2 separate regions of the Homo sapiens genome follow, and region 2 is linked to region 1. Evidence: read pairs that join two places in POLR2A ChIA-PET (ENCODE). Cell type or tissue: IMR-90. All regions are shown on one strand. Links, peaks and the distances in the headings refer to the core of each region. The heading gives the core; the rest is flanking DNA. Region 1 overlaps IRAK2 (interleukin 1 receptor associated kinase 2). Region 2 overlaps CIDEC (cell death inducing DFFA like effector c).

What was found. Peaks named below come from ENCODE experiments on the same cell type or tissue, not always from the same donor. Only the 100,000 strongest peaks of a DNase experiment are listed, where the experiment ranks them.
Region 2: POLR2A ChIA-PET joins it to region 1 with 14 read pairs; 2 of 35 experiments call an interaction of 5 or more read pairs at or near these places.

Annotation. Positions count from the first base shown.
Region 1 is chr3:10,210,777-10,216,151 of GRCh38, reverse strand. It overlaps IRAK2 (interleukin 1 receptor associated kinase 2), which reads right to left. Exons shown (of 13, transcript NM_001570.4): 5 at 2,751-2,945; 6 at 2,604-2,668. Among named protein-coding and RNA genes, the nearest start is that of TATDN2, 35 kb to the left of the region's middle. In IMR-90, for the core only: no CTCF peak of the experiment used is centred there; a DNase peak (open chromatin) is centred at 2,801; H3K27ac peaks cover 195 bases.
Region 2 is chr3:9,868,274-9,873,648 of GRCh38, reverse strand. CIDEC (cell death inducing DFFA like effector c) reads left to right here. Exons shown (of 7, transcript NM_001321142.2): 5 at 3,327-3,485; 6 at 3,580-3,767. Among named protein-coding and RNA genes, the nearest start is that of CIDEC, 9.3 kb to the left of the region's middle. In IMR-90, for the core only: no CTCF peak of the experiment used is centred there; a DNase peak (open chromatin) is centred at 2,418; H3K27ac peaks cover 612 bases.

The sequences.
Region 1 (5,375 bases), core at 234-5,233:
CATTCCCCTCTCCTCTGCCTTGGGTCACTTGGATTGGGTCAGGCTCTGATTCAGCCTCCCCAAGACTGCTGTAAATGGCCTCCTGCCTTATCTCTCCGCCCTCCTCTGCTTCCCGCAAGCCATCCTATTACTCGCTTTTGCATACTTATTAGAGTTATTTACATGTCAGTCTCCCCACTGGACCATAAACCTCCCCAAGGCAGGGGCTCTGTATGCTTCTGGCGTACACTCCCTAGAGCCTAGAAAAGGGCTTAACTACCCACATTTTCTGAATCAATGAATGAAGGAGTGACTGCCGACTCCATGAAAGCACTAAGCCAAAGTGGAAAGGGAATCATACTTCCAGTTTTTATTAGATGTATGTGTGTGTGTGTATCTGTGTGTGTGTGTGTGTGTGTGTACACATGTGAGTATTCATATACATGTATGAATAGAGAAAGCATTAAAGAAAACATATCAAAATATGGGCCCAGCACAGTGGCTCACATCTAAAATCCCAACACTTTTGGAGGCCAAAGCAGGAGGATCACTTGAGCCAGGGAGTTCAAAACCAACCTGGGCAACATAGTGAGATCGTGTCTCTACAAAAAAAGTTTTAACAATTAAAAATGAAAATATATCAAAATATTAAAACAGTAGTGCTTATTTATAGGTGCTGTGAAAAAGTTTCTATTTTCTTATTTATAATTTTCTTTATTCCTTTTTAAATTTGTTTTACTTTTTAATTAATTAATTAATTTTTTTTTTTTTTTTTTTTTGAGACAGAGTCTCACTCTATTGCCCAGGCTGGAGTGCAGTGGTGCGATCTGGGCTCACTGCAACCTCCACTTTCTGGGCTCAAGTGATTCTCATGCCTCAGCCTCCTGAGTAGCTGGGACTACAGGTGCATGCCAACACACCAGGCTGATTTTTGTATGAATTTTTTTTAGTAGAGATGAGGTTTCGCCATGTTGGCCAGGCTGGTCTCAAACTCCTGACCTCAACTGATCTGCCCACCTCGGCCTCCCAAAGTGCTGGCATTACAGGTGTGAGCCACCATGCCTGGCCTTTATTTATTTTTGAGACAGAGACTCACTTTGTTGCCCCGGCTGGAGTGTAGTGTCATGATCTCGGCTCACTGCAACTTCTGCCTCCTGGGCTCAAGTGATCCTCCCATCAGCCTCCTGAGTAGCTGGGACTGCAGGCATACACCACCACACCCAGCTAATTTTTGTATTTTTTGTAGAGACGGGGTTTTGCCATGTTGCCCAGCTGATCTTGAACTCCTGGACTTAAGTGATCCACTCGCCTCAGCCTCCCAAAGTGCTGGGATTATAGGTGCGAGCCACCATGCCCAGCCAAAAAAAGTTTTTGTATATATATTTTTTTCAGTTGAGACAGGGTCTCGCTATGTTGCCCAAGCTGGTCTCAAACTCCTTGGCTCAAGGAATCCTCTTGCCTCAGCATCAAAGTTCTAGGATTACAGGCATAAACCACCATACCTGGTCAATTTTCTTTATTTTTTAACACTGGTTACAGAATGAACAGATACTCAATTTTCTTTATTTCTTAAAATACCCTACAATATAAGGCACAAGTGTTTCAGATGAAAAATAATTAAAAAAAAAAAAAGCACACACATGGCAGGGCACAGTGGCTCACACCTATAATCCCAACATCTTGGGAGGTCAAGGCAGGAGGATCACTTGAGCCCGGGAGCTCAACACCAGCCTGGTCAACATAGCAAGACCCTATCTCTACAAAAAAAAAAAAAAAAAAAAGCAAAAAATGAGCTGGGCGCACACCTGTAGTCCCAGCTTCTCAGAGGCTGAGGTGGGAGGATCACCAGCCCATGAGTTCAAAGCTGCAGTGATCTACAATCATTCCAAGGCCATTCCAGCCTGGGCAATAGAGCAAGACCCTAGCTCTTAAAAAAGAAAAAAAAGTCAGGCACGGTGGCTCACGCCTGTAATCCCAGCACTTTAGGAAGCCAAAGCAGAAAGATCACTTGAGGTCAGGAATTTGAGACCATCCTGGCCAACATGTCAAAACCCCGTCTCTACTAAAAATATGAAAATTAGCCGGGCCTGGTGGCGCACGCCTGTAATCCCAGCTACTCGGGAGGCTAAGGCACGAGAATCACCTGAACCTGGTAGGCAGAGATTGCAGTGAGCCGAGATCACGCCACTGCACTCCAGCCTGGGAGACAGAGCAAGACTCTGTCTCAAAAAACAAAAAAAGAAAAGAAAAGAAAAAAAAAAAGGAGAGAAGATTTATTCCCATGTGGAAGGAAGGAGTTGGAGTAAGCCAAGTTTCCTTTATAATTCTAATCTACACATAGAATTGCTACACAGGAGAAGAATGGACTCTGGAGCCAAACCAGGTAGATCCAAATCCTGGCTCTGCCACTCATTAGCTGTGTGACCTTGGATGAGACATTTAACCCCTCTGTGCCTCAATTTACCCATCTGTAAAATAATGTGATAATAGTAGCTACATTTATAGGGTTCTTGTAAGGACTAAATGAGTTTATATATAATAGAGTGCTTAAAACATGACTGGGCACACAGGAAGCACTATATAAAGGTTAGCTATCATTATTACTAAACAAAGGGGAGGCTTACCTAAGACAAATCTGCAACTCTGCCTGGAAGAATCTTTCGATTGATCCTGGACTTGAACAGGCTGTCTGTAGAGAAAGACATCAGAACATGAAGATCCCGCCCCACCCCTGCAGCCTCCACCCCCACTAGAAACCAAGAAGTGCTCACCTCTCTGAGCTTCTTGAAGACGAATGGCTTCCCGTGCCTGTGCCCTCTGTAGACGTCAGCAAAGGTCCCCTGGCTGATTTTGCGGTTTTGATTGAAGTCATCGGTTGCCTGGACCACGTCTGCCTCACTCCAGAAAAGGCTGTCTCCAGCCAAGCTCAAAAGTTTTTCCTGCTTAGGAATGGAGGTGCTGAAGTCCTGGAGACCCAGAGAGAAGAGATGGAGATTACTATGGAATCTCGTTTTCTCTGCTACCTCAAGGGACCTTGGAACACCAGAGATGGAGGGATGGAGGGGATCAACTTATCCAATGGAAACTGTAAAAAGGACATGGATAGGCCGGGCACGGTGGCTCACGCCTGTAATCCCAGCACTTTGGGAGGCCGAGGCGGGCGGATCACGAGGTCAGGAGATCAAGACCATCCTGGCTAACACAGTGAAACCCCGTCTCTACTAAAAAATACAAAAAAAAATTATCCAGGCGTGGTGGCGGGCGCCTGTAGTCCCAGCTACTCGGGAGGCTGAGGCAGGAGAATGGGGTGAACCCAGGAGGCGGAGCTTGCAGTGAGCCGAGATCGCGCCACTGCACTCCAGCCTGGGTGACAGAGCGAGACTCTGTCTCAAAAAAAAAAAAAAAAAAAGGACATGGATAGGCCCAAGCTCAAATCCCAGCTCCATCTGTATCTTGCTCTGTGACCTTGGGTGAGTTACTTAACCTCTCTGAGCCTCAATTTTTTCCATCAGCAAAAATGAAGGTAACAATAGTACCCCGAAGAGTAATTTTGAAGACTAAGATGTGAGTATTCCTGGCACATGGTTGATGTTTCCTTTATTTCAGTTTACAGAAGTAAGCACTGAGGAAATAAAACAGCTGAAGTGAGGTCCCACAGCTGGTCAGTGGCCGAGCTCAGCACTCTTGGTCTAATTCACAGCATAGATACTGGGGTTCCAGACTCCTGGGAAGTAGGATACAGGTTCATATAACCAAACCAGGGGTGTCCAATTTTTGACTTCCCTGGACCACACTGGAAGAAGAATTGTCTTGGGCCACACATAAAATACACTAATACTAATGATAGCTGATGAGCTTTAAAAAAAAAATTGCAAAAAAAACTCATAATGTTTTAAGAAACTTTACAAATTTGTGTTGGGCCACATTCAAAGCCATCCTGGGCTGCACACAACCATGGGCAAGTAAGACAAGCTTGCTTTAAACAGAATTCCAGAGACTGCATGTGTATATAAGCCTATAAAAAGAAGTTCTGTTTCCGTTTTTAATAACTTCTCTCTTTAAAACACATGTACGTAATTTTTTTTTTTTTTTTGAGACAGAGTCTCGTACTGTCACCCAGGCTGGAGTGCAGTGGTGTGATCTCGGCTCACTGCAAGCTCCGCCTCCCAGGTTCACGCCATTCTCCTTCCTCAGTCTCCCGAGCAGCTGGGACTACAGGCACCCACCACCCTGTCCGGCTAATTTTTTGTAATTTTTTTAGTAGAGATGAGGCCTCACCGTGTTAGCCAGGATGGTCTCCATCTCCTGACCTCGTGATCCGCCCGACTTGGCCTCCCAAAGTGCTGGGATTACAGGCACGAGCCACCGCGCCCGGCCTAAATTTCAATTTTTTTAAGTTACATATGCTCTTAACAGTTTTTGAAAATTAGTATCCATAACCCCATTATCCATTTAACTGCTATTAAAGTTAGTGTATTTCCGGCCAATTAGATATACTAGGATTTATTTAACAAAACTGGTATCATGCCACACACATAGTTTTGATTTCTTTTTGAGACAGGGTCTCACTTTGACACCAAGGCTGGAGTGCAATGGCATGATGTCAGCTCACCGCAGCCTCAACCTCCCAGGCTCAAGGGATCCTTTCATCTCAGCGCCCCCAAGTAGCTGGGACTACAGGTGTGTGCCACCACGCCTGGCTTATTTTTTAAACTTTTTTTTTTGGCGAGGCCAGGCACAGTGATTCACTGCTTGTAATCTCACCATATGTGGGAGGCCAAGGCAGGCGGATCCTCTGAGGCCAGGAGTTCAAGACCAGCCTGGGCAATATGGTGAAACCGTGTCTCTACTAAAAATACAAAAATTAGCCAGGCGTGGTGGCACACACCTATAATCCCGGATACTCAGGAGGCTGAGGCAGGAGAATCGCTTAAACTGGGGAACCAGAGGTTTCAGTGAGTCGAGACAGCCTGGGCAACAGAGGGAGACTTTGTCTCAAAAAAACTTTTTGGCCAGGCACGGTGGCTCATGCCTGTAATCCCAGCACTTTGGGATGCTGAGGTGGGCGGATCACATGAGGCCAGGAGTTCAAGACCAGCCTGGCCAACATGGCGAAACCCTGTCTCCACTAAAAATACAAAAAAAAATTAGCCAAACATGCTGGCATGTGCATGTAATCCCAGCTACTCAGGAGGCTGAGGCAGGAGAATAGCTTGAACCTGGGAGGCAGAGGTTACAGTGACCAAGATCGTGCCACTGCACTCCAGCCTGGGCAATGGAGCGAGACTCCTCAAAAAAAACACAAAAACAAAAAAAACTTTTTTGTAGACACAGGATCTCACACTGTTGCCCAGGTTGGTCTCAAAGTACTGGGCTCAAGTGAACCTCCCATACCA
Region 2 (5,375 bases), core at 270-5,269, 340 kb after region 1:
AAGTGTCATGACACTTTTTTTTTTTGAGACGGTGAGACGGAGTCTCACTCTGTCGCCCAGGCTGGAGTGCAGTGGCGTGATCTCAGCTCACTGCAAGCTCCACCTCCCAGGTTCACGCCATTCTCCTGCCTCAGCCTCTGGAGTAGCTGGGACTACAGGTACCTGCCACCACGCCTGGCTAATTTTTGTATTTTTAGTAGAGACAGGGTTTCACCGTGTTAGCCAGGATGGTCTCGATCTCCTGACCTCGTGATCCACCTGCCTTGGCCTTGGCCTCCCAAAGTGCTGGGATTACAGGCGTGAGCCACTGCACCCGGCCGTCATGACATTTTTGCATTTAATCACTATAACAACTTATAAACTGTACTTGCCTCAACTTTTTTTGATGATGAAACTAGTTCAGAGAAGTAAGTAAAAATGGACCAAAGACCTAAATGTAAGAACTAAAACTATAAAACCCTTAGAAGAAAACATAGTATGTAAGTCTTCATGGCCTTGACTTCCTAGATACGGCACCAAAGCAGAGCGACCAAAGGGAAAAACAAACAAACAAAAAAACAAAACCAAAACAAACCAAAACAAACAAAACCAAAACAAAACAAAATAAGCAAAAACAAAACCAAAAAAACTGGACTTCATCAGCAATAAAACCTTTTTTTTTAGACAGAGTCTTCCTCTGTCACCCAGGCTGGAGTGCAGTGGTGCAATCTAGGCTCACTGCAACCTCTGCCTTGCGGGCTCAAGCAATTCTCATGCCTCAGCCTTCTGAGCAGCTGGGACTACAGGCGCGCACCACCACGCCCAGCTAATTTTTTGTAATTTTAGTAGAGACGGGGTTTCACCATGTTGGCTAGGCTGGTCTCGAACTCTTGACCTCAGGTGATCCACCTGACTTTGCCTCCTAAAGTGCTAGGATTACAGGCATGAGCCACTACGCCCAGCCTAAAACTTTTGTATATCAAGGGACACTAGCAAGAAAGTAAAAAACACAGCCCACAAAATGGGAGAAAATAGTTGCAAATCATATAGCTGATAAGGGTCTAATATCAAGAATATATAGTGTTTACAGCTAAGCAAGAAAAAGACAACCCAATTAAAAATGCGCAAAGGATTTGAGTAGATATTTCTCCAAAGAAGATAACACAGTGGCCAATAAACCCATGAAAAGATGCTTGGCCAAGCGTATTGGCTCATGCCTCTAATTTTAGCACTTCGGGAGGTGGAGGCAGGCGGATCGCTTGAGCCCAGGAGTTCAAGACCAGCCTGGGTAACATGGCAAAACCTTACTTCTACAAAAAAATACAAAAATTAGCTGGGAACGGTGGCACATGCCTGTAGTCCCAGCTACTTGGGAGACTGAGGTGGGAGGATCACTTGAGCCTAGGAGGGTGACACTGCAGTGAGTCATGATGGCACCACTGCACTCCAGCCTGGGTGAGAGAGCAAGACCCTGTTTCAAAAAAAAAAGGCTCAGCATCATTAATCATTAGGGGAATGCAAATTAAAATCACTTCATCCACCAAAAAGTGGATATATGGCTGGGTGTTGTGCCTCACGTCTGTAATCCAAGCACTTTAGGAGGCCGAGGCGGGAGGACTGCCTGAGCATCCAGGAGTTCGAGAACAGCCTTGGCAACATGGTGAGATCCTATCTCTATTAAAAAAACAAAAAACAAAACAAAACCAAAAACAAAACAAACAAACGAAAAAAAGATTTTTGGGCCTGGTGCAGTGGCTCATGCCTATAATCCCTGCACTTTGGGAGGCCGAGGCAGGCGGATCAACTGAGGTCGGGAGTTTGAGACCAGCCTGACCAACATAGAGAAACCTTGTATCTACTACAAGTATAAAATTAGCTGGGTGTGGTGGCACATGTCTGTAATCCCAGCCACTCAGGAAGGCTGAGGCAGGAGAATCGCTTGAACCCAGGAGGTGGGGATTGCGGTGAGTCGAGATCATGCCACTGCACTCCAGCCTGGGAAACAAGAGCAAAACTCAGTCTCAAAAAAAGAAAAAAAAATAAGGATTTTTGGCTAAAATACAGACAATGAAAGCATCAGTGAGGATGTAAGGAGACTGGAGTTCTCATACGTTGCTAGTGGGGATGTAAAATGATGCAGCCACTGTGGAAAACAGTTTGGCACCTCCTCAAAGTTAAACATAGGCCCATTGTGGTGGCTCATGCTTGTAATCCCAGCATTTTGGGAGGCTGAGCAGGGAGGATTACTTGAGCCCAGGAGTTTGAGACCAGCCTGGGAAACAAAGCAGCACCCTGTCTCCACCAAAAAAAAAAAAAAAAAAAAATTAGCTGGGCAACATGGCACAAACCTGTAATCTCAGCTACTTGGGAGGCTAAAGTAGAAGGATCACTTGAGCCCAGGAGGTTGAGGCTGCAGTGAGCTGTGATTATACCACTGCATTCCAACCTGGTTAAAGAGCAAGGCCTTCTCCCCAGAAAAAAAAAAAAAAAAAAAAATTAAACATAGAGTTAATGTATGACTCAGCAATTCTACTCCTAGGTATATATGCCCAGGAAAATTGAAAACATATGTTCATATAAAAACTTGTACACAAAAACTCATAGCAGCATTATTCATAATAGTCAAGAATAAACAATCCAAGCGTTCATCCACTGATAAATAGATTTTAAAATCTGTTATATCTATATAGTAGAATATTATTTAGCCAAAAAAAAAAAAGAATGAATTATGTCCGGACGTGATAGCACATGCCTGTAATTCCAGCACTTTGGGAGGCCAAGGTAGAAGGATCCCTTGAGGCAAGGAGTTTGAGACCAGTCTGAGCAACATAGCCAGACACCATCTTTAAAAAAACATAAACATTAGGCAGGTAGTAATGGCATGCAACTGTAGTCCCAGCTACTCGGGAGGCTGAGGCAGGAGGATTGCTTGTGCCCAAGAGTTGGAGGCTGCAATGAGCTACAATTATGTCATGTGCTCTCTACTTATGCTTATGATATGCTTATGATTACTGCATTCCAGCCTAGTAGTCACTGCACTATTAGGTAGTGGTGATTGTTGCACAACTTTGCGAATATACTAAAAAACCCTGAATTGTACACTTTTAGAGGGTAACTTTTAGAGTATGTAAACTGTATCACAATTAAAAATTATATGTGACTTACATTATATTTTATTGGACAATATTATTCTAGACTAGGAACCCTGAAGCCAGGAGCCAAGAGGTACCATGATAAAGTCTCTGGGTAGTGATTCCACAGCAGAGGGCCTGGGCTCCAGTTCCACCTCATAGAGTCCAGCCCACTTGTTCTGGGATGGCAGAAGCATCACTGACCTTATTCCCCAGGTCCGGGACACTCTGATGCTGGCAGACAAGCCCTTCTTCCTGGTGCTGGAGGAAGATGGCACAACTGTAGAGACAGAAGAGTACTTCCAAGCCCTGGCAGGGGATACAGTGTTCATGGTCCTCCAGAAGGGGCAGAAATGGCAGCCCCCATCAGAACAGGTGAGGTCCCACCTGTTGCACCTGATGGGGGAGAAAATCGGGACTCTGGGAGATGTCTTCAAGGGGTGCTAACCATTTGCTTGTCTCAATGCAGGGGACAAGGCACCCACTGTCCCTCTCCCATAAGCCTGCCAAGAAGATTGATGTGGCCCGTGTAACGTTTGATCTGTACAAGCTGAACCCACAGGACTTCATTGGCTGCCTGAACGTGAAGGCGACTTTTTATGATACATACTCCCTTTCCTATGATCTGCACTGCTGTGGGGCCAAGCGCATCATGAAGTGAGCAAATTGGGATTTCCTGGGGACAGGGTGGGTACAGGCAATGGGAGAGCCCCTATCTGTCCACATGGACTCAGCCTTCTCAGCGCCTGGGTCTGGCTTTGGTGCTGACAAAGCATAGCCTGTATCAGACAACACGGAGCCTGATGGGCTCTCGAAGTGCTGTGGACGACACCGGCGTGTGCCCAGGGGTGCACGTGTTCCTCCTGGTGGAACCTGGATGCATTTTATTTTTATGACTACTTTCCACTCTAGTAACTACATTTTTTCATTGAAATAGGAAGTTTTCCTAAGTAGTCTTCTAGTCAATTTTATAAAAATGAACATGTGTTGGCCAGGCACGGTGGCTCATGCCTGTAATCCCAGCACTTTGAGAGGCCAAGGTGGGTGGATCACTTGAGGTCAGGAGTTTGAGACCAGCCTGGCCAACATGGCAAAACCTAATCTCTACAAAAATATGAAAACTAGCTGGACATCGTGGTGCATGCCTGTAATCCCAACTACTCAGGAGGCTGAAGCAGGAGAATCGCTTGAAGCTAGGAGGCAGAGGTTGCAGTGAGCCAAGATTCTGCCACTGCACTCCAGCCTGGGCAAAAGAGCAAGACTGTCTCGGAAAAAAAAACAAAAAAAAGCACGTGTCAAAGACTTAATTGAATTCATTAATTAATGAGAGAACTAGCAAGAAGTTACAATCAGCTCAAAGGAGATTTCAAAATCCCACATATATACAGGTCCAGGAAGAATGATGAGATAGGTTGAGTGCAGCAGCTCTCACCTGGGATCCCAGCACTTTGGGAGGTCAAGGCAGGAGGATCTGTTGAGCCCATGAGTTTGAGACCAGCCTCGGCAACACAGTGAGACCCTGTCTTTATCACACGCCCGTGTGTGCGCACACACACACACACACAAAATGCTGGCAGTGGTAGTATGTACCTATAATCCCAGCTAGGTGGGAGGATTGCTTGAGCCCAGGAGTTTGAGGCTGCAGTGAGATATGACCATACTACTGTGTACTCCAGCCTGGGCAACAGCATGAGACCTTGTCTCTAAAACGAAGAAAAAGAGAGATAAATGTATACATACAAAATTGGGCTTTTTCCCCTGTGGGAATGGGAGGGATGAAATAATCTTCCCTCCATATGACAGAATTAATTTGCAAGTCTTATGGACCAGAGTCATTTGTACTATATAATGAACTTTTCTTAAAACTTATTTTTGAAAGTCTAACCAAATGTCTCAAGAAGCATGAGAATATGTGAGGTTAGAACCCGCTCCCGCTTCCCCATTTCCCCTACTTTCCAAACATCCAACCCCATGTTAATTGCTTTATGCTATTTCAGCCTTATGACCCTGGGTGGCAGGTGCAATCCCATTTTACCCATGAGGAAGCTGAAGCTCAAAGCTAGAGCAGTTTGCTGAAGTTCACCCAGCTAATAAGACTGGATTAGGACTTAGGCCTGCCTGATTCAGGTTCTGTTCTCAGTACATGCTCATGCCAGGCATGGATGTCTTCATGTCCAGCACTCTGAACATGAGCTAGACTGCAGGTGGCTTGGACAGGCCTCAGAGTCTAGAACAGAGTGTCTCAAGGTGCAGAACCATGTTATG